Regions from separate parts of the Mus musculus genome. Here all the other regions are linked to region 1. A link is a loop called in an ENCODE intact Hi-C map of the cell type or tissue named here. Cell type or tissue: heart. All regions are shown on one strand. Region 1 overlaps Orai3 (ORAI calcium release-activated calcium modulator 3). Region 2 overlaps Prss36 (protease, serine 36). Region 3 holds the start of Zfp668 (zinc finger protein 668). Region 4 holds the start of Stx4a (syntaxin 4A (placental)).

Evidence for each region. A loop is a pair of places that touch in the nucleus more often than their neighbours do. Peaks named below come from ENCODE experiments on the same cell type or tissue, not always from the same donor. Only the 100,000 strongest peaks of a DNase experiment are listed, where the experiment ranks them.
Region 2: a loop joins it to region 1, with 2.7 times the contacts of the local background. A loop is called at or near these places in 6 of 42 quality-filtered maps.
Region 3: it touches region 1 in a loop (2.0-fold over the local background); 5 of 42 quality-filtered maps call a loop at or near these places.
Region 4: it touches region 1 in a loop (2.1-fold over the local background); 4 of 42 quality-filtered maps call a loop at or near these places.

The regions. Positions count from the first base shown.
Region 1 is chr7:127,771,984-127,776,983 of GRCm38, forward strand. It overlaps Orai3 (ORAI calcium release-activated calcium modulator 3), which reads left to right. Exons shown (of 2, transcript NM_198424.3): 2 at 1,574-3,167. The coding sequence ends at 2,218. Among named protein-coding and RNA genes, the nearest start is that of Setd1a, 2.9 kb to the right of the region's middle. In heart, a CTCF peak has its summit at 2,192 (motif pointing right); DNase peaks (open chromatin) are centred at 2,168 and 4,648; H3K4me3 peaks cover 1,388 bases; H3K27ac peaks cover 824 bases.
Region 2 is chr7:127,933,473-127,938,472 of GRCm38, forward strand. Prss36 (protease, serine 36) reads right to left here. Exons shown (of 15, transcript NM_001319147.1): 7 at 3,117-3,366; 8 at 2,853-2,982; 9 at 2,293-2,531; 10 at 2,030-2,193; 11 at 918-1,155; 12 at 667-808; 13 at 95-360; 14 at 1-20. Among named protein-coding and RNA genes, the nearest start is that of Prss8, 5.9 kb to the left of the region's middle. In heart, no CTCF peak of the experiment used is centred here; DNase peaks (open chromatin) are centred at 248, 739, 2,099 and 3,109; H3K4me3 peaks cover 1,920 bases; H3K27ac peaks cover 2,153 bases; H3K27me3 peaks cover 547 bases.
Region 3 is chr7:127,873,606-127,878,605 of GRCm38, forward strand. Zfp668 (zinc finger protein 668) reads right to left here and starts at 3,231. Exons shown (of 3, transcript NM_146259.4): 1 at 2,442-3,231. Zfp646 (zinc finger protein 646) reads left to right here and starts at 4,096. Exons shown (of 3, transcript NM_172749.4): 1 at 4,096-4,502; 2 at 4,965-5,000. In heart, no CTCF peak of the experiment used is centred here; DNase peaks (open chromatin) are centred at 2,176, 2,616 and 3,366; H3K4me3 peaks cover 3,959 bases; H3K27ac peaks cover 3,233 bases.
Region 4 is chr7:127,837,364-127,842,363 of GRCm38, forward strand. It overlaps Stx4a (syntaxin 4A (placental)), which reads left to right and starts at 4,445. Exons shown (of 11, transcript NM_009294.3): 1 at 4,445-4,705; 2 at 4,901-5,000. The coding sequence starts at 4,676. In heart, CTCF peaks have their summits at 712 (motif pointing right) and 2,707 (motif pointing right); a DNase peak (open chromatin) is centred at 4,328; H3K4me3 peaks cover 1,567 bases; H3K27ac peaks cover 1,554 bases.

The sequences.
Region 1 (5,000 bases):
TTAAACAACAACAAACATGGTATAGCGTATAGCACACCTATAATCCCAGCACTTGAGGTAATAAAAAAGAACAAACAAGGTTGTTCTTGGCTATACAGAGAGTCAAGGCTAGCCTGGGCTTCATGAAGTCCTATCTCAACAAACATTCAATGTTCAGTACCTGGTATAGTGGCAGTTGTTCATATAAGAAAAGGCATGTTAGACTGCACAGTGAGCTAGTGACAGGATTTTTGACTTCAGCAGCCTGGCTTTAAAGCCCAAACTTGTCCATCAACACAAATGTTTGCAAAGTTCAGGCTAGCTGGGTGGAGTCACGGTAGACTCCCTGACCTGTCAAACATGAGCAGCCATGATTCATCCTGCATAGTTGGCACATTGAATGCAGCCCCGGTGTGACCAGATATGACAAGCTTTTTAGATTGATCTGGAAACGTGAAGCTTATTGGAGTTTAAGAGATGGCAGTTACTACCTTCTGGGTTTTCTCTCTTTGTGCCTTAGACATTAGCATCAACTCTAACAGTCTGTGCCTGGCTCTAGTCATAGAATTTAATGTTTAGCATTAACTTTCTCACTGAGACTATTGTCCCCATTTTTCAGGTAGGAAACTGAGGGAGGCACTTGCTCAGAGATTACACAGTTGTTCAAGGTCATAGGACTGTAACCCTACTCAGGACATTGAAGTAGGGGGGTAGTGAATTTGAGGCAAGTCTGGACTAGTAGGCTGTTGTGAGGAAACTACAAATTGTAGAACTGAGAACAGACCCAAACAGCTCAAGATTTTTGCTTGCTTTGGGTCTATAGTGACTTTTCTTTCTTTTTTCTTTTCTTTTCTTTTTTTTTTTTTAAAGAGGGTCTCTATGTAGCCCTAACTGTGGCTTGGTACTCTTTAGTTCTGGGATTAAAGGCACTTGTCACTACACCCAGCAGTTTCGGGTTCTTTTTTTTTCCCCTTGGTTTTTCAAGACAGGGTTTCTCTGTGTAGCCCTGGCTGTCCTGGAACTCACTCTGTAGGCCAGGCTTCGAACTCAGAAATCCACCTGCCTCTGCCTCCCAAGAGCTGGGATTAAAGGTGTATGCCGCTGATTGGGTTGAGATGAAGTTCCAACCACTGGGAGAAGCCTAGGCTACTCTCAAACTTGAGATCCTCCTGTTTCAGCTCCCACATGCTAGAAAGCATGCAGTGCCACACCAGCCTGAGTCTGCTTTTTATTTTTTATTATGGGTTGGAGATTAAACCTAGAGTGATGTGAGTGCTAGGGCTGCTGAGTCTACTTTTTAGCCAGTATATTATAACCAGGTAAAAGCTCAGAAAAATGCCCCTTTGAGACTGAGGTGAAGTCACGCAGGAAAGCTGAGGCAGCAGGATCACAAGTTTCAGCTCAACCTGCACTACCCAGCAAGCTCCAGGCTAGCCTAAATTATAAGAGCAAGACACTACCAAAAAGGGGGCTGGGATGAGGAAAGCTGAGTATCTTCTATGCTCTAAGTTTTAGGATGTTGTAGTCATGATTCTAAACAGGCAGAGCAAAACATGTTCTAGGGACTCAAGTGTCTTCCTTCTTGTGCCCACAGGTGGCCATGGTGGAGGTACAGCTGGAGAACGATCATGAATACCCACCAGGCCTGCTGGTGGCATTTAGTGCCTGCACCACTGTGTTAGTAGCTGTGCACCTCTTTGCACTGATGGTCTCCACATGTCTGCTGCCCCATATTGAAGCCGTGAGCAACATCCACAATCTCAACTCTGTCCACCAGTCACCACACCAACGACTGCACAGATACGTGGAGCTTGCCTGGGGCTTCTCTACTGCCTTGGGTACCTTTCTCTTCCTGGCTGAAGTTGTTCTGGTGGGCTGGGTCAAGTTTGTGCCCATTGGGGCACCCATGGGTAAACCAGCTCCTGTTGTACCTATGTCCCAGGTGCCACCTGTGACTGTCTCCCTTAGTTTAGCTTCTAACCTCACACCATCCTCTGCTTCTATTACCACATCACAACAGCCTTCCAAAGCCTGTCCACCCCGGCAAGTGTGTGATAGTGCTCATGGACCAGGCTGGCAGGCAGCTATGGCCTCCACGGCAATCATGGTACCTGTGGGACTAGTGTTTATGGCCTTTGCCCTACATTTCTACCGATCCTTGGTTGCCCACAAGACAGACCGCCACAAGCAGGAGCTGGAGGAGCTCAGTCGCCTGCAGGGGGAGCTGCAGGCTGTGTAAGCCTGGCTTTAGACTGTTGCAAGCATTGCCTCAGAAACCCCAGGGATCGACAGACCTCCTTCCTTGCCCTAGGCTGGAGCCACCTCCTGTAAGCTCTGAGGTAGAGGCCAAGTACCTGCCCAGCAGCATCCCACACTCCCAGGGATGATCCCTGTCATCATGTTCTGGTGGGTTTTGTAAATTCTGCTCTGCTTGGGGAACTGTTTCAGCCTAAGGATCCTGGGTTAAATGAGAGGAAAGAGGCCCGCCTGCCTTAGTGAGATCCCTGGTGGTGCTGAGCAGTTGTTTGCTCCTCCAGGAAGGTGACATGTCTGCACAACTGTCCTCAAGGCAATCAGCCCTTGCTTATCTGTATAATCTGCTTTGCAGTTGGCATCCTGGGAGAGATTTTACAGGGCTCCTCAGATGAGCCACTTCACCCTTGGTGACTTGTGGTGGTCGTTCCACTGCCCTAGGCACTGACTGTCTGGCCAGAACTGGGAGAGGAGGAAGTATTGACGAGTGGGAGATTGTGCAGCTACTTGACAAGGGTTGGTGAGTTGGTAAGGGAGAAGATTCAGCCCTTAGAATGCAGAACTCTTCTTCAGACACTGATTTTTTTTCTTTTGTTTTGTTTTTCAAGCCAGAGTTTCACTATGTCTGTTGCTCTGGCTGTCCTGGAACACTCTCTGTAGACCAGGCTGGCCTTGAGCTCAGAGATGTACCTGCCTCTGCCTCCCATGTACAGGGATTAAAGGCATGCACCACCACCACCTGACACTGAGTTTTTGATGCACCTTGTTTTGTAAATAAAGTGTGTCTCACATATGTTCCTATGGCTATGAATGGGATGAAGGTGAAACCTTGGGTATGGTTCTTTGTTCCTAAGGGCCAGATGGAGGTAATATGCTTGATAGATGGTATGAGTCCATCAGGTGCTGACAAGATCTGATAAACTTCTGAATGTGGTAAACAGTTATTCCCAGACTAAGGCCTCTGAACTCTTGTTCCTAAACTTGGGATTTGTGTAAGCTTCTTTCTTGAATGATCCCTTCATCTTATGGGACGATTCCTAAGTTCTCTCAGTTACTCATCACAGACATTTCAATAAACAAGTTTTATATTTCCCATTTTTAAGAGGCAGCTGAGGCCAAGAGGCTAATCTGGCCCTAAGCCACAGAGTTAGTCCATGACCTCAATTACCTTTACTATGGTCAAGGGATTTCTGGGAGAGAGAGGAAGGAAATTGGTACCCTTCGATTGGGATAAATCAAAGGGACCTCAGCTCCTGTACCTTCATGTGCATCTTTTCCTCAGCCTCAGAACTTGAGAGTATAAATCCTACCGTCTAGTCGTGATAGACCTTGTACAGACTCATTTTCTTTTATTACTTGAAATGGTCAGTTAAAATGTGTAAAACCAGGCTCCAATTTTTCCTACCACTGTTATGATGGTTACAGTCAGTCTTTTGTGACAGATAGCCATCCATTCTGGAGGTATAACCTGAAACTAAGGAAAGTCAAAGGCTTGCCCAGCAGCCTATAATGAGAGGCTCTTGTAGAGGGCCACTTAAGGCATCTTCAGCTCAGAAGCCTTGGCAAGAGTGCAGTTCTTCCAGAGACCAGAGAGCCTGTATTCATTCGCTGGATGAAAAGGGTGTTGAACCTTGGGACGATCTCAGTTTTGGGTTCCCAAGTGAAGCTTGAACGAGGTCTGTCCTTAAGTTTCGCAGCGGGATCCTATGAGCATAGGTAGCCCTTGCCTAAAAACTGCTCAAGAATAACCGGGTTACATCAGACCTTTACTTTTTATAGGATCTACTTAAGGGTCTTTATGTTTCTTTTAAGCTCAACAGAACCCTGATTTTAACCACTGAACATTTTTTTTTTTTTTTTTTTTTTTTTTTTTTTTGAGACAGGGTTTCTCTGTGTAGCTCTGGCTGTCCTGGAACTCACTCTGTAGACCAGGCTGGCCTCCAACTCAGAAATCCACCTGCCTCAGCCTCCCAGGTCCTGGGATTAAAGACGTGTACCACCACTGCTCGGCTCAGAAGGAACATTTTAAAACTAGCCCAAGGGAGGTGTAACTAGGGTACTGGCCTAACACGCAGAAAGCCCTGAGTTAGATCTCCCAGCATGCTATAAACCGGTTATGGTGTGCACACCTGTAATTCCGGTACTCAGGAAATAGAGGCAAAAGGATCTGGAGTTCGAGGCCATCCTCCGTTATATAGCAAGTTCGATGTCATGCTGTCTGAAAAACAACAGGAGCCCGAATATAAAAGCGGGAAGGAACCGATCATTTCACTCTGTGCGTCGGTAGGCAAAGCGCCTGAGTCACCCCTCCTGGTTGTATTTTTCCACCTCCCACCCCTCCCAGGTTTTGGTGGATTCTAAGGGAAGCAGCCCGTTACGCCGGGCTCCGCACGCCTGGCCACGCCTCTCTCGTTAGCCCCGCCCACAACCGGATCGGCAGATTCGCTACCCGACTCCTTAGGATTATTTGGGCAGCTTTTCTTGTCTGAAAATTTTCAGGAAACGCCGAGAAGACTTCTTCCTTGTAACCATTTCGCACTAAGTAGGAAGTGTGCTGTTCCTTGAGTCGTTCTACTGAAAAAAAAAAAAATCCAGGACTAGAGGTCGACTCTGCCAACAGGGCTTGGCGAGCCAGGCGTCATTTTCTTGACTCTACAGCAGGTGAGAAGAGGTGACGGCCAAAGCCCAGGACGGTGGCGAATCTGCACTGCAGCCTCATAGGCATTCGGGCTGCGCAAGGAAGGGGCAGGGAAGAGGAGCCGAGGAGC
Region 2 (5,000 bases), 160 kb after region 1:
GACAGCAGCAACTACAGGAACTAGAGAGGAGAGAGAACTGTAAAGGGTTCTGGCCCGAGGTTACTCCTTATTCCCATGACCCAAGGACTCTCACCTCTGTCCTGTGGGTTCTTCCAGCCCAAAACCCAGCAGCTGGCCCCTGAAGGAATACCCCCTGGGTGTAGGCAGATGGGAAGAGCTGATGGGGAGGGCTCCACCCGAGAGTTCAGCTCCAGTAGAGCCAGGGGGGGTCTAAGTCCTAAGTGCCGGGGCAGACGGATGCTGACGACAGACCGAGATACCTGGTGGCCCTGTGGGAGGGAGCTGACCCCTGCCCGGCCAAGATATACTTCAATGTAGGGCACTGTTGTAGAGCCCAGCCTGTGAGAATAGGAACCAGTATCAGAACCAGCATCCTGTCTTATTTCTTCCATAGCTGGTGAAGTCCTTCCCAGCAGAACAGGGCTGAAGTGGTCTCTAGGACCACCCACCAACTGCTCTGTGATTCCTCTCTCTTCTGCCTTCTCAAATCTAACCAAACCAAACCACCCCAACAAAAACACCCACGGCGGGGGGGGCTTTCTCTGTGCTGTGTGAGCCTAAGCGTGATGACGTCCTACTGCTGCAAGAATCCTTCATCTATCACCCAATTTTCCTCACCTTGCCTCCTAGCTAGGAGAGACCCACCTGAGAATACAGTGAGTGGCTGCTAGGACCCAGCCTGGGGCCACCAGAATCCCAGTGCAGACTCTATCACCAGTCACATGCACCTCCGTCAGCCAGGGCCACAACACACCAGCTGGAGTGGATTTTGGCCTTAGGCCACAGGCTAGAGAGAGGCGGCCATGTCAGAGGGAGTCCCAAGGCTGCCCCCTAAACATCTCGCCAGGACCTAAGAATTACCAGGAACTCCTGAAGCCTCACAGACCCCTGCTCACCACCGTGCTCAGTATGTGTGGGACAAGTCTGTTTCTCGGTCTCCTCCCCTTCAGGGCCCCAGTCCCAGGTTAGCTGGTCCTCCAGGTAAGCTCCCTGAGTCACATGACGGATCCACGGACCATGAGTCTGCATTGGGGAAAAGGCTCGGGGTCGGAGACAACCATCTGAGAGGGTTCTGTATCCTGCCAGGAACCAGGTCCCCTCCTCACGGCACAGAAGGCTCCAACTGGAATCTTTCTGCAGAAAACACTATTATTACTCACATGAGTGTAGGCTGCAGGCCTATAGAGCCTCAGCTTGGAGGGCTTTGCTGGTTCTCCTTTCCTGCAAGAACCCTTCAAGCCAAGTTCCAGTGCTGGTTTGTATAAAACTCCAGCCCTCACTTGACAAACCCCAATACCTTCTCTCCCATCCCCTCTCGTTTTCGAGACAGGGTTTCTCTGTGTAGCCTTGGCTGTCCTCGAACTCTGAGATCACTTGCCTCTGCCTACTGAGTGGTAGGATTAAAGTCGCAGTGTACTTGGTTTCAACCCTTTCTTCAAACTGACAAGCTCAGGTTGGAGAGATGGCCCAGTCGTTAAAGAACTTGGTTCAGGAGGACCCGGGCTTGGATCCCAACACTCATATTTTTAAAAGGAATTATCTGAGCGCAGTGGTGCACACTCAGGCGGATCTCTGAATTCATTTGAGGCCAGCCTCATCAACAGAGTAAGGTTTTTTTTTTTTTTAATTTAAAAATTTTATGTATTTTTCTTTTATGTGCATTGGTGCTTTGCCTGCATGTATGCCTGCGTGAGGGTGTCATATATTGGAGTTACAGGCATTTGCGAGCTGCCATGTGGGTGCTGGGAATTGAACTGGAAGAGCAGTCAGGGCTCTTAGCCACTGAGCCATTTCTCCAGCCCCTACACAGTTCTAAAACAGCCAGGAATACACAGAGGAACCCTGTCTGGGGTAAGAAAAAAAAAAAAAAGAGGAAGGAAAGAAAGAATAGAAATAAGAGTTTTGGCACCATGCGGAGGCCAGAACGCCCCGCTCCGTTCTAGCTCCTCCCACCTCCAGCTGGGTCCTGGTCCGGACGAGATTTCTGCAACGAGTTCCTGCTGCTCACCCAACATAGGCCCGCCTCTTCCTCCTCCTGGTAGGCGGGACAAAGCAAGTGCGGCGGGTCTCCTGGCCGCGGCACGGTCTCCCCCTGGCGGCCGTACAGGCAATGACACCACCAGCCGTTCAACAGCTGCGCCTCCAGCTGCGCGCTGGAGCCCGGGGCGAGTTCTGGGAGAGAGATGAGCAGCGAGGGGTCAATGCGGCCGCCCGCGTGGGTTCCGCTCCGCCCATCCCACCCAGTCCTTGGCCCCGCGCGGCCACGCGCACCCCCGCGTCCCCAGCGAGCCAGGCGGCAGTGGCTCCCGGGCAGAAAATAGTGTTCGTGGTGGGGCAGGCACACGGCACTCGGGGCCGCGGTCAGGTTCACGCGCGTCCTCAGCTGCAGCAGCGCCAGGTCCGAAGCGAAGTCCCTGGAAGCGTTCTCGTGCGCCACGAGGCGCGCCACCCTCTCCTCCTCCGGACGGGAGGGCAGCAGCACCCGCCAGGTCTCAAAATCGTGGGGTGAGCTGTCAGAGGTGCGGGGCTGCTGGGTGGGGAAGCTGAGGAGCGTGTGCATTCCGCATACTAGATGCAAAACTAGCTTCCCAGGCTTAGACTGCGTCTCGGGGTTGGAATACTGTGTCCGACACTGGAACCCCGCCCTTACTCTGTTATTCTGGTTCTCGCGTTCTGGACAGAGCCACCTACCCGCCCTTGCCAGACTCCCAGGCTTTACGTTGGATTCTATATTTCCTACGACTTCACACTACAAACTGAGGTACAACTCTCACCCCAGAGGAAGGACTGAGCCAGGGGAAAGAGTGCCCGATGTATGGATTCTCACTCACTCCAGAAAGCAGCTGGCGGGTGCCAAGACCCATCTGTCAGACACCAGAGCTCCATAGCAGGGTGTGGAGCCTGGTACGGTCACTTGGGCCTCCCAGGGCCAGGTCCCCGGCCTCGGAGCCTTCCCGCACTCTTAAGAGATGAGAGGCCTGGGTCAGGGAGTCTGCAGAAATCCTTAACCCTGCAGCCTCCACCCCAATTCGTATCTGCCCAGCCCAGCCCAGCCCAGCTCAGCTCAGCTCAGTGTCAGTGCATCTGCCGTTCACCTGGTTGAGCAAAGGTACAGTTTTCTTCTCTGGGCTCCCAGGGTCCTGACTGTGGCTTCTGGAGCTGGCTGGGAAAGACAGGCCCAGGTTCTGAACCCATCACGTGTTCCCGAATCCACGACTCATAGGGAGCCACTGCAGTGAAGACCCCAGGGCGGTTCCTCCGTCCACAGCCAAAGCCAAAGCTGGTGATTCCGGCCAGGAACCATCGGCCTCCGTCCTCACAGACCAGCGGTCCCCCAGAGTCACCCTAATGATAGATGACTCAAGTCAGAGATTAGTTCAAGAATTCTTACCCCATTTTGGCCTAACATATAGCCACCTTCTGGAAACCTTCCTGAGCTATCTTCACATTTGTATTATCTACAACTCTACTTAGAGGAAAGTCCGGTAAAACAGAGCCACAGACTGGCTAAAGCCAGGAGACAAGGTCTCATTGGACCTGAATGATTCTTGGAAATAATTCACCCCTAAACTATTCTCCCTGATTTCTGAGGTTTTTTTTTTTTAAAGATTTATTTATTTTTATTTATATGAATACACTGTAGCTGTCTTCAGACACACCAAAAGAGGGCGTCGGATCCCCATCACAGATGGTTGTGAGCCACCATGTGGTTGCTGGGAATTGAACTCAGGACCTCTAGAAAATCAGTACAGTGCTCTTTGTTTTTGTTTTTGTTTTTGAGACAGGGTTTCTCTGTGTAGCCTTGGCTGTCCTGGAACTCACTCTGTAGACCAGGCTGGCCTCGAACTCAAAAATCCGCCTGCCTCTGCCTCCCAAGTACTGGGATGAAAGGCGTGCGCCACCACTGCCCTGCCAGTACAGTGCTCTTAACCACTGAGCCATCTCTCCAACTGGATTTCTAAGGTTTCTAAGTTGCAGCTCCCAAGGTTTTGTTTTGGGCTGGGCTTGACCCCAGGGTCTCACAAATGCTGAGCTCTGCCCCTTTAAAAAGTAAATTGAGAAAGCTGGGAGGTGGTGTTGTATATTTTTAATCCCAGAACTCCAGAGGAAGAAGCAGACAGATCTCTGAGGTCAAGGCCAACTTGGACTACAGAGTGAGTTCCAGTGTAGTCTCTAAAATCAATCAATCAATCAATCAAATACTGAGGGGTCTTGCTCACCTGGTGCTTGCCTTACAAGTTTAAGGTCCCAAGTTCCATTTCCATAACCCATGTAAAAATGTCGTGACTTGAGCTTGCAAGTCCACTACTGTAGAGGCATAGACAGCCAGTCTAGCCTAATTGGTGAGCCCAAGGCCAATGAGAAACCCTGTTTTGATTGTTTGTTTTAAGTTTTCAAGACATGGTTTCTCTGTGTAACAGCCCTGACTGTCCTGGAATCTGATTTGTACACCAGGGTGGCCTCAGAGTTGCAAAGCCCTGCCTGCCTCTGCATCCCGAGTGCTGGGTGAAAGGCACGTGCCACTGCACCTCTGCAAGAGACCCTGTCTTAAAGGAGGTAGACTGTATGTCCAATGACACCTGAGGTTGTCCTCTGCCTGCACCCCTGCACACACACATACAACACCGCCTCCATATGCACACACTCAGACACACAAACACAAAAAATAAATTAAAGCCAAGGTACATACCTATAGTCCTAACACATGGGAGATGAAGGATCAGGGCATAGTTATTTTTAGGCTAACCTGAGCTCCAGGAGACTGTCTCCAAACAAATAAACAAAAAATGGCTAAAGGTCATATTGAGTGTAAAATGCACACACAATAAATAAATGTAAAGACATTGAGAGATACTAACCGAGTAGAACTAGGCAATTATTATAGCTAAAGGAGCATGTATGGTGTCTATATCTGTAGTGCCTGCGATTCAAGAGGCTGAGGCTGGAGAGTCACTTAAGTTCAGGAGTCAAAGACCACC
Region 3 (5,000 bases), 100 kb after region 1:
ATGTAAGCATCAGGCATACACTTGGTACACATACATACATGTAAGCATCAGGCATACACTTGGTACACATACATACATGTAAGCATCAGGCATACACTTGGTACACATACATACATGTAAGCATAACACTCATATACATAAAAAATAATGAAGGTTTTCTTGTCTACCTTGTTGTTGGAGGGGGTGTGCAGGATCTTACTATGTAGCTCAGGCTGGCCTTGATTCTTCTTCCTGCCTTAACCCCCTCAGTGTAGGGATTACAGCTGTGAATCCTGTACTTTGGCTCTATGTCTTTCTTCGTGGCACTGTTTGCAATTTCTAGCTTTGAGACAAAGTTTCACTATTAGCCTCAGCTGGCCTGGAACTCTCACCTGAGTGTTATAATGTTACTATGTGCACCACCACACCTCATATACTCCTTTCAGATAATGAGATGTTTATCCTAACTACATTTTAACTTCAAAAACCTTTTCTTTTAAGGTGCCGGCTTCCTGCCATGGATTACACATCATGTGTATTTTATGCACACTTAACTGACTTCTTTGACTTAAGTTCATGTCCTGATGCCTTAGAAGCCTGTTATAGCTGAGTATCTGTCTTCTAAAATTCTTATGTTGAAGCTCTAGCCGCACCAAGACTGTGTTTGCTAACAAGGTCTTTTCAGCAGTAATTAAGGTTCAATAAAGCCCTAAGGGGAGAGCTTCAGGCCGGAAGGTTAGGTTCCTGTTCTTGGGGCAAGAACAAGAACCCAAGATGCCCCAGTAGGTAAAGGCGTTTTCTGTCGAGGCTGAGTTGTATCCTCAGGACCCACATGATGGAAAGACAGAACCAATTCCAGTAAGTTGTTCTCTGACCTCCACACATGTGCTACAAAAACACACGAGATATAAGAGATAACACAGAAAAGCCAGGCAATTACCACAGACTTAGCTGGTATTTGAAGCCAAGTAGTCAGATATGGACATTTCTGCCATCTGTCCCCTTGACTATTGTAGCACTAGCATATGTTATTATTTGGTTCTTAATTTTTCACCTCCAGCAATCGGGTCCAGGGAACTTTGTTCTACGCACCTGTTACTCCAAAACTGTTTGGTGACTGAGAGCAAACTTCTGGTGGAATTCACACCCAGGTCTATAGCCTCTGCCTCTTCCACTGTAGGAGTTTGTGAGAGTCAGTCACCAACTATTTATTAACTTAAATGCCCCGTTTTTTACAAGGTCACATGGTTCAAGTATCACCCTAGTACTCCAATTTGTTTACTGTTGTGATGAAACCCAGTAAGAGAGATGACATTTTAATTTCTCACACGTTAATGAGACTCAGTGTCCCCAAAGCTGGGTTTGAGGGAGCAGCGCAGGTGTGGTAAAAAAAAAAAAAAAAAAAAAAAAAAAAAAAAAAGAGGCATCTAGATATAATCCTCAAATAGGTCAACATATAAGCCTCCCAAACCTTGAGCCTTTTGATGAAACTGTGTTGTGGTGAATGTTTAATGATATCCTAGGCCTAACAACCAGTCAGCTCACATGATCCCATTTTTCCACCCTCAGATTCTGTAGCAGCGTCCACTCTGGTCAGCAACCAAAGCTCCATCAACAATTCACAAACTTTACCACCTCCATATGCAATTCCCTTTGTCCCTCCTTTTCCTTCTCCCATGGGAAGATACTTGCATGCTTCCAATACTCCATTCCCCACAAAAATAATAACGAGCTGTAAGATGAGGGATGCATCGCGCTCGGGGACTCAATTTCTTCAGTGGAATAGTGGAACAGCATACGGGAGTTTGCAGGGCAGTAGGGCCTACCAGACTCTCTGAGGAGGGACAAGACCTGCAGAAACCCAGCGCTCCTCGCTCTCTGCAACCGTGTTTGTGCGGGTGTCCTCGCCAGACAGGCAGCCCCCGCAGAGCGGGGCTGTATGCTGACTCATTTGGGACTAAACCCTAGGATAACGTAGCTTCGGCGAGCGGAACAGGGCAGAATGAATGAAGAAGGAAGGCATGAAGAAATGAATGGACGGAGGATTCAGAGCAGGACAAAGACCTGCAAAATGGCGTTCTTTAGGACCGCGGGAGGGGCGGGCAGAACCTCGGACTGGGAGGGGGGGCGCAGCCGCCAAGGACTCGGCGACGAGGCCCTCGCCACTCAGACAAAAGCCCGGAACATGGCGGACTCTAGGACCCCCGGGTCCGCGCCGAGCAGGGCCGGCAGTCGCGTCCGCTGAGCCTGGGCATCCAAAGCACTGACCGGCGGGCACCGGGCGGGTTCTAGGACCTGCTGGGCCCGCAGCCCGCCCGAGGCCGCTCACGGCTCGCCCCGCCCGGGATGCTCGCGCCTGGTCAACTCCGTCCGCTCGGCAGCACACGTGAAGCCGGGAGCACCCCAAACCGCGTCGGGGGCCGCTGCCCGAGCCCCCGCGACTTCCCGCCGGCGTGTCCTACCTGGATCGGTTTTCGCAGGCTCCGCAGCTTTGGCGGCGGTGCCTGGCGCCGACGGAGCTCGGGACAGTCGGAGAGGGGCAGGCGCTAGGACCCGGAGGGAGGGCGGGGAGGGGCCGCCGGGCAGACGGCGGAAGTGGAAGGCCGCCTTCCTTGCTCGGGAGGAAGGAAAAACTTAGGGAAGCAGCCCCGAGCCTGCGGAAGCAGAGAAGTATCTTGCGAAGGGTTTCTGGGTGCTGAGGGGCTGGCACGCCGGGCTGATTGACGGCGGACACCCGCCAAGTCGCCGGAAGCGTCTGCAGGAGCTAGGAGGTGGGACGATGCGGAGAGGGCGCTCGGGCTTTGTGGTGCCCGCGTCCACGTCGAGTCCACATTTCCTCTAACAGCGAGGAAAGGACTCAGCGAGGATCCCTCCACGCCAGCCCTGGGAAGAAGCTTTTATGGAACCTCGTGAAAAGTGTCACCAAAGCGCCGTAGCCGGGGCTGCAGGGTCTTTCCTGTGACCGTACTGCCCGAATAAGCACGCGAAGGGTTTCAGCAGCTCTGGACGGAAGTGTGGCTTAAATCCATCCGAACGCCGCGCCGACCTGCGTGGGCGGAGCCAGAGCTGCGCCCGCAGCGGAGCGTGGGGGCTCACGCTGCCTGGGAGCTCCAGCATTCTGGAAATTGAGGCAGGAGGATTGCTCCGAGCTCGAGGCCGGCCCGGGCTGCAGAGTTAGACCCAGTCTCAAAACAACAAAAAGAAAACAAACAGTCGGGCCCACCCGGAACCTAGCGCCGGAAGCGTGTCCGTGCGGAAACACTGCCCGCGGGAGGGACAGGAAGTGTTCCCAGGCGGAAGTTTCGCGGGGAAGCATTAGCATCTAGGACACTTCCTGGTTCCTGGTAACAATAGGAAGTGTCCGCGGAACTGGGCTAGACTCTGGGTTCATACCAGCTGTCCCTGCTCCCTCTACCTCCTCCTCTCTCCCGCACCTTTCCCTCAGCTACCACTCCCGGGTACCCTGGCTGAGTGTGCGTGTGTATGGGCTCGAGAACTCTCGCACCAGCCACCACTTATGGCTCGCGGCTGCAGTTAGGGTAAGGGTCCCAGTGCGCAGGCGCGCTCCCGTTCACGACCTCCAACGGACGCGCCGGCGGCGGGAACCAGAAGGCACTCCTGGTGCGAGGTAGGGATCTAGAGAAGAAATTGGCAGAAAAGACGAGTGACTCTACAGGAATGTGATGGTGGTTGGTTAGGAAAAGGGGACTCGAGTGAAGGAGTTTTGAGAAGTGAGAATTCTGGGACCAGGCTCAGCTGGTGAGATTAGAAATAGTTGTGCTAGGGTCCCAGGAGACTAGTCAGCCCCGGAGAAAGGCCAGATGATGTGGCAGAAATGAATAGCTGCTGCTGGTTTTGGAATGAAGGTTGCCTCTTGAAGTGAGTTTATGTAAAAAAACGAGGTAACACGGCTTTGGATTTAGTGGTGTAAATGTACTTACAAGCTTATCATAGTGTCGCATGATTCTAGTCCCAGTTTGGGAAGCGAGGGCTACATAGTAAGACCCTGTCTGAAATGCCACCCACCCACCCCAAATACACTTGTGTAACAGCAGTGCTTGGCCCATGGTACTGTCCAGCCTGAGTTGCTATCATAATTTAGAGAAAAAGTAGAAGAGGGAATGAAAAGTGTTGGAGACAGCAAGGTAAGGTAGGTAGGGGATAGAAAAGGCAGAGAATAAAATGAACTTTCAACCTGAAATGGAATGGGATTAAATGTACTTAAAGGAAGTAAAACTAACGCCTAACAGGGAAACAGTGTGATGCTGAAAAGGCCAGGTTCATCCCTAAGAGGGCCTCTACCTTCTACAACACATAGGTGACCACTGAAGCCAGGTTCGTCCCTAAGAGGGCCTCTACCTTCTACAACACATAGGTGACCACTGAAGAAAGCAGCTGCTCTGCCATTCTTTTCAGACCACTCGGTTTAGCTGAAGAGTGAAGAAAGAAAGGTTGCACGTCTGTGTAAGGCCTGCCCAACAGTCGTGGCTGTCTCCTTCAATCTCAACTCTCAGGAGTCTGAGGTAGGAAAATTCATAAGTGTGAAACTAGTTTGGGCGACTGAGGGAATCCCAGAGCAGCTTGAACTTTACAGTGAGCTGAGACCATATCTCAAAAGCAAATAGTTCTGGTTCGTTGTTACAAAAACAAACACACACCTCATAGATTTTTGTTAGGTTGTCAGAATGATAGAGTGCACAGTCTGAAGATCAATAAGATCCATTATATATAACCTAAAAAACAAAATCAGTCTGTCTAGGCTCCAGATTTTATTTTCCTTATTTCTCTCAGGCTCTAGAGATGACTTAAACCTGGGGGAACATTTCTAGGAGTTTGTGCATAGCGAGGCTTTCTGAACCTCCAGACCTAAGAGAGAGCGGGTCCCTTGGCATGGATGTTTGGGGAACCTCTTTGCGACTTGCTTTAGTAACCAAGAAACAAAACTGACTCGATCCTTCCTTCTGACTACTGTCCCCCCTTTCTAGGCCTCAGCCCTTCTGCAGAGAGAATGCTGCTGCCAC
Region 4 (5,000 bases), 65 kb after region 1:
ATTAAAATGATAAAAATGTTTACATTAGAGCCTTACACATATTAATGTTATGCAAAATTTAAATGCAAAAGAATTGCATTCATTTGTGACTAGCTAGAGTGTGGCAGGCCATTGAGGGTGCTGGGGACGCAGCAGTGAATAAGGCAGGTGAATTCCTGTCCTCACAGCAAATAATCAGTGGTAAGCAAAATGTAGAGCCTGAGAGGCCTGAGTGGAGACAGAAGAAATGTACAGGATTGGCAAGACTGCTACACTGGCACCTGGTGCACAGTGGGGCTCAGGAGATAGAAAGGGAAGGAAAAATCCTGGACCAGCAGCAAAGTAGAATCTCTGACAGACACCTGGAGACTGAGATCCTCAGAGGAACGAGCGCCATCCTCATCCCCACTTAGCAAGAGCAAACACACAGCGCTATCCCAAGGCAGGCACCGTTTCATTCTTGTATTGTATTAATCCTTATCAAACACTAGTTTAATGGTATTGCTCTCATTTTTTTTTCCCAGTTGGGAACTAAAGCAAAGAGGCTAAGTAACCTGACTCATAGAGGTGACCCTAGGCCAGGTCATCTGGGTCTAGTCTGGGTGTGATCAGACCTGTAGGCAGAGATGATGGGACAGGTTGTTGTTGTTTTAATTTATTTTATTATTTTTTTAAAAGGTTTTATTTATTTATTATATGTAAGTACACTGTAGCTGCCTTCAGACATTCCAGAAGAGGGCGCCAGAGCTCGTTACGGATGGTTGTGAGCCACCATGTGGTTGCTGGGAATTGAACTCAGGACCTTCCGAAGAGCAGTCAGTTCTCTTAACTGCTGAGCCATCTCTCCAGCCCTGTAGGGACAGGTTGTTAAGCCTCAGGACAGTGCAGAGCTTGAGCTTCAGACAGAATGGAAGGAATACACACACACACACACACACACACACACACACACACACACACACACAGACTCACTACAGTCAACATAGGATTCGTAGGTATGAGAGTCCAAGAAGAATACAGGCCTGAGCACTAGGGGCTCCACCCAGTGGCCTGTTGCTCCATACATCACTCCACTTGGGGGCTGTCAGCATCATGAGACCTTGCTAGTCAGAACTAGCCAGGTTCCAGCCGCCTGGGATCTTTGTATCTAGCCTCTTGGGACCTTAAATTATCATCTTAAAAACCTGTGCTCATGGGCCGAGCATAGTGGGGTACACCTTTAATCCCATCACTCTGGAGGCAGAGGTAGGCAGATCTCTATGAGTTCCAGGACAGCTAGGGCTACAAACAAGCAAACAACAAGAAAAAAAAACTTGTGATCATACACAGAGACCACAAATGAAATAGTAACGACTGTTGTAACCTTGAGATACTTTAAAAGAAGCACCGAACCGCAGCTGAGGGCCAAGAGGCTGGCAAACAGGCAGGTATGGTGGAAAGGCCCAGAGAGAGATGAAACTCACAGGAGCAAAGCCTAGAAAGGAACCTTACCCATCTACAGGCTCCTACTGCCGTAGTCCTAACCTTATCCTTTGGAAAATTTCTGTGGTTTTCTGAGACAGGGTTTCTCTGTGTAGCTCTAGCTGTCCTGAAACTCACTTTGTAGACCAGGCTGACCTCAAACTCACCTGCCTTTGCCTCTGCCTCTGCTGTCTGAGTGCTGGGATTAAAGGACTGTGTTGTCACTGCCCAGCACCTAAACCTTTCTTGATGCCATCCAATTCTTACCTTTAGCAAGGAAGAAACTGTCAGACCAAGTTGTCAAAGGAGGAAATTGAATTTCAGAGGGAAACAATGAAATATTCAAGGCAGGGCTAGGTGACAGGTATCCAAGAGTCCCTCCACGCCCTTGTAATACTAACTAGAGAATGAGGTGGAGAAGAGAGTAGGAGAGAGTATGAGGCCGGCAGCAGTTAACCAGAGGCAGCAGCTAATATGCAAGCATACCCTTACAAAGTTCTTTTTTTGTTGGTTTTCTTTTTTTTTTTTTTTTTTTTTTAAAGATTTTTTATTTATTATTATAGTAAGTACACTGTAGCTATCTTCAGACACACCAGAAGAGGGAGTCAGATCTTGTTACAGATGGTTGTGAGCCACCATGTGGTTGCTGGGATTTGAACTCTGGACCTTCGGAAGAGCAGTCGGGTGCTCTTACCCACTGAGCCATCTCACCAGCCCCCTTTTGTTGGTTTTCTTTTGGGTCCCTGGCACCTGGGAAGACCGAGGACTTACATGTGGAGGCTATCAGAATCATGAGACCTTGAAAGTCAGACCCCACAGCAGGCAGTTTTCTCCACATTGTCTTCAGGGGACCAAACCAGGCAGACTGGGCTTCTGAAGAAACGCAGCAACACTGCATTCCCTGAGTGGGGTGGTCAGCGTCAGAGGATCCTCACTCCCTCCTTCCCAGTTCTAGGCGAGCTATACTCTAAAGGGGAAAGGACCAACGCCCCATGCATGGGGTCAGGCTGCATGTGACAATTTCCAGCCTTTTATCTAAAAGATTTAAAGATTTATTTATTTATTATATGCAATTACACTGTAGCTATCTTCAGACACCCCAGAAGAGGGTGTCAGATCTCATTACAGATGATTGTGAGCTACCATGTGGTTGTTGGGATTTGAACTCAGGACCTCAGGAAGAGCAGTTAGTGCTCTTAACCATTGAGCCATCTCTCCAGCCCTAAAGATTTTATTCATTTAATGTATATGAGTACACTGTTGCTATCTTCAGACACACCAGAAGAGGGCATCAGATCCCATGACAGATGGTTGTGAGCCACCATGTGGTTGCTGGGAATTGAACTCAGGACCTCTGGAAGAGCAGTCAGTGCTCTCAACCTCTTAACCGCTGAGCCCTACAATTTGCAGTCTTGATGACCTTCCCAGTCCTTTGCAGTCACCCCTAGTTCAGAGATGGGAGACCAAGGTCCAAAGACAAACATGACTCTCCAAAAGTCCATAGCAACTCAGAAATCTAGGCTTCTCGCCCAGAACCAGAAAGGGACTGACTATTGTTTCTTTTGATGAACTTTCAGGTATTCAAATACCCATTTTTAGCTGTTCTGACACCTGCTGAGGGACTTTGGGGGGTGCGGGGGGGGGGGAAGCTTCTATACAATAGAAGTTCCACAGGGCACAGGACTTTGGTCTGTTGGTCCTTGATATGTCGCTAGCCCATATCAGTATCTATTCCCTAGTATGTATGTGTCCAATAAATCTATCAAGTGAATGTATTTCTGGAGGGTCAAAGCTGGGGAAATGAAGTCGGGCAGTGGTGGTGCACGCCTTTAATCCCAGCACTCCGGAGGCAGAGGCAGGCGGATTTCTGAGTTCGAGGCCAGCCTGGTCTACAGAGTGAGTTCCAGGACAGCTAGGGCTACACAGAGAAACCCTGTCTCGAAAAACAAACAAACAAACAAACAAACAAACAAACAAATCTGGGGAAATGGCACCGTGAGAGAAGCGTAAAGAAGATCAGGAAGCCACGGGCTTTAGTTTCAAATACAGGAAAGGCTACTATTCGGATCAAATCTTCTATGCAGGACTGCTATGTGGCAGCTACCGAATTTGGTGTTGGGGATTCCGTTAAAGAAAAGCAAGTCATGCTGAGACGTCAGCTGTAAGGCAGGGCTGCGGAGGTAACAGTACATTTTTCTCAGTCTGAGCTGCTCTGGAATTGTCGTGCTGCTCAGAAGGTAGCGAGCTCAGCGGGACTGCAATGCTCACTCGGGGCATAGGCCGCCCACCTGTCAGAGGCTGTGCCAGGAGGACGCGGGGGAGCAGCGGGGGGAGCGCCACCTTGGCTGAGGTCACTTCCCACCCCCAGATTCTCTGCCTACAAAACCCTGCAATTCCCTGACGCTGGAGACTCGGGTCTTATTATTTCCTGATTTCCAAGGTCTCATGATACTGACAGCCCCAAATGCAAGTCTTCACTTTGCCCACGCCCGAGGACCCAAAATTAAAACAACAAAAAAGTGAATTCTACAGAGCATCCTTAGTAGGTGGCTGAGAGTAGGCAGTGTACCCTTCCCCACCTCGAAGAAGCTGTTGGGGCACAGCTCAGACGCTGGGGTGTCGGGGACGTCGCGAGACTGAAGCCCGAGACGTCGCTGACAGGCCGGAACACATGACTGGCGGTCGGGCGTGCAGCCCGCGGAGCTGGGCCCGGCCTGTCACGTGATGAGGGGGCGCCATGGGGTGATGTGAGATACGAGGCTCTCAGACTGCGTGCAAATGACGCATTCCCAACCCTTTGGGCAACTAGATCTCGGCTCCAATATGAGATGTTCCGGTAGTGGGGGGGGGGGGAGCAGCGGGGCGGGCTCTGGACTCAGGCAGCCTCGCTTCCGTTCGGCTGCCACTGCTTCCGACCTCCGCCTTTCCCTCTAGCGAGGACGAGCCGAGCCCTCGCGCGCATGCTCGGAGTCATCCCCCGAGGGGCGGGGCGGCAGCTGCGGGAGCAGGATGGGGGGAAGAGAAGGGAATTCCAACCTGTAGAACTTTGGGGGTCCTATGATCGGGTTCTTCCCCACGACTGTGGATGGTGAAAGGGGTGGGGCCTTTGGCGGCTCCGGGGTGTACTGGAGTTCGCTGGGTGAGGGAGGGGGTGTCAAGTGTGAGAGAGGTGCAGGACTTCCAAATTTAGAACCTTGAGGCCCTTTGGGCTCGGGTCCAGGGCACTCCGACCACCATGCGCGACAGGACCCACGAGTTGAGGCAGGTGAGAAACCGGGATGGTGAGGACACCCTGGAGTGAGGAGAAGCGGGGCCGGGCGGGCGCGCTGGAGTGAGGACTCCTGGTTTTGGGTCCCGGGCGGGTGGCTGATGGCCAGGAAGGAAAATCCCGGAAGCCCATGGTTCCTGCGGGGCGAGAACCGCAGCGAGCAACTGTCGCCAATGACTCCGGCCCTGGCAGGGGGATAACATCTCAGACGATGAAGATGAGGTTCGAGTCGCGCTGGTGGTGCACTCAGGTGCTGCCCGGTTGGGCAGCCCGGACGACGAGTTCTTCCAGA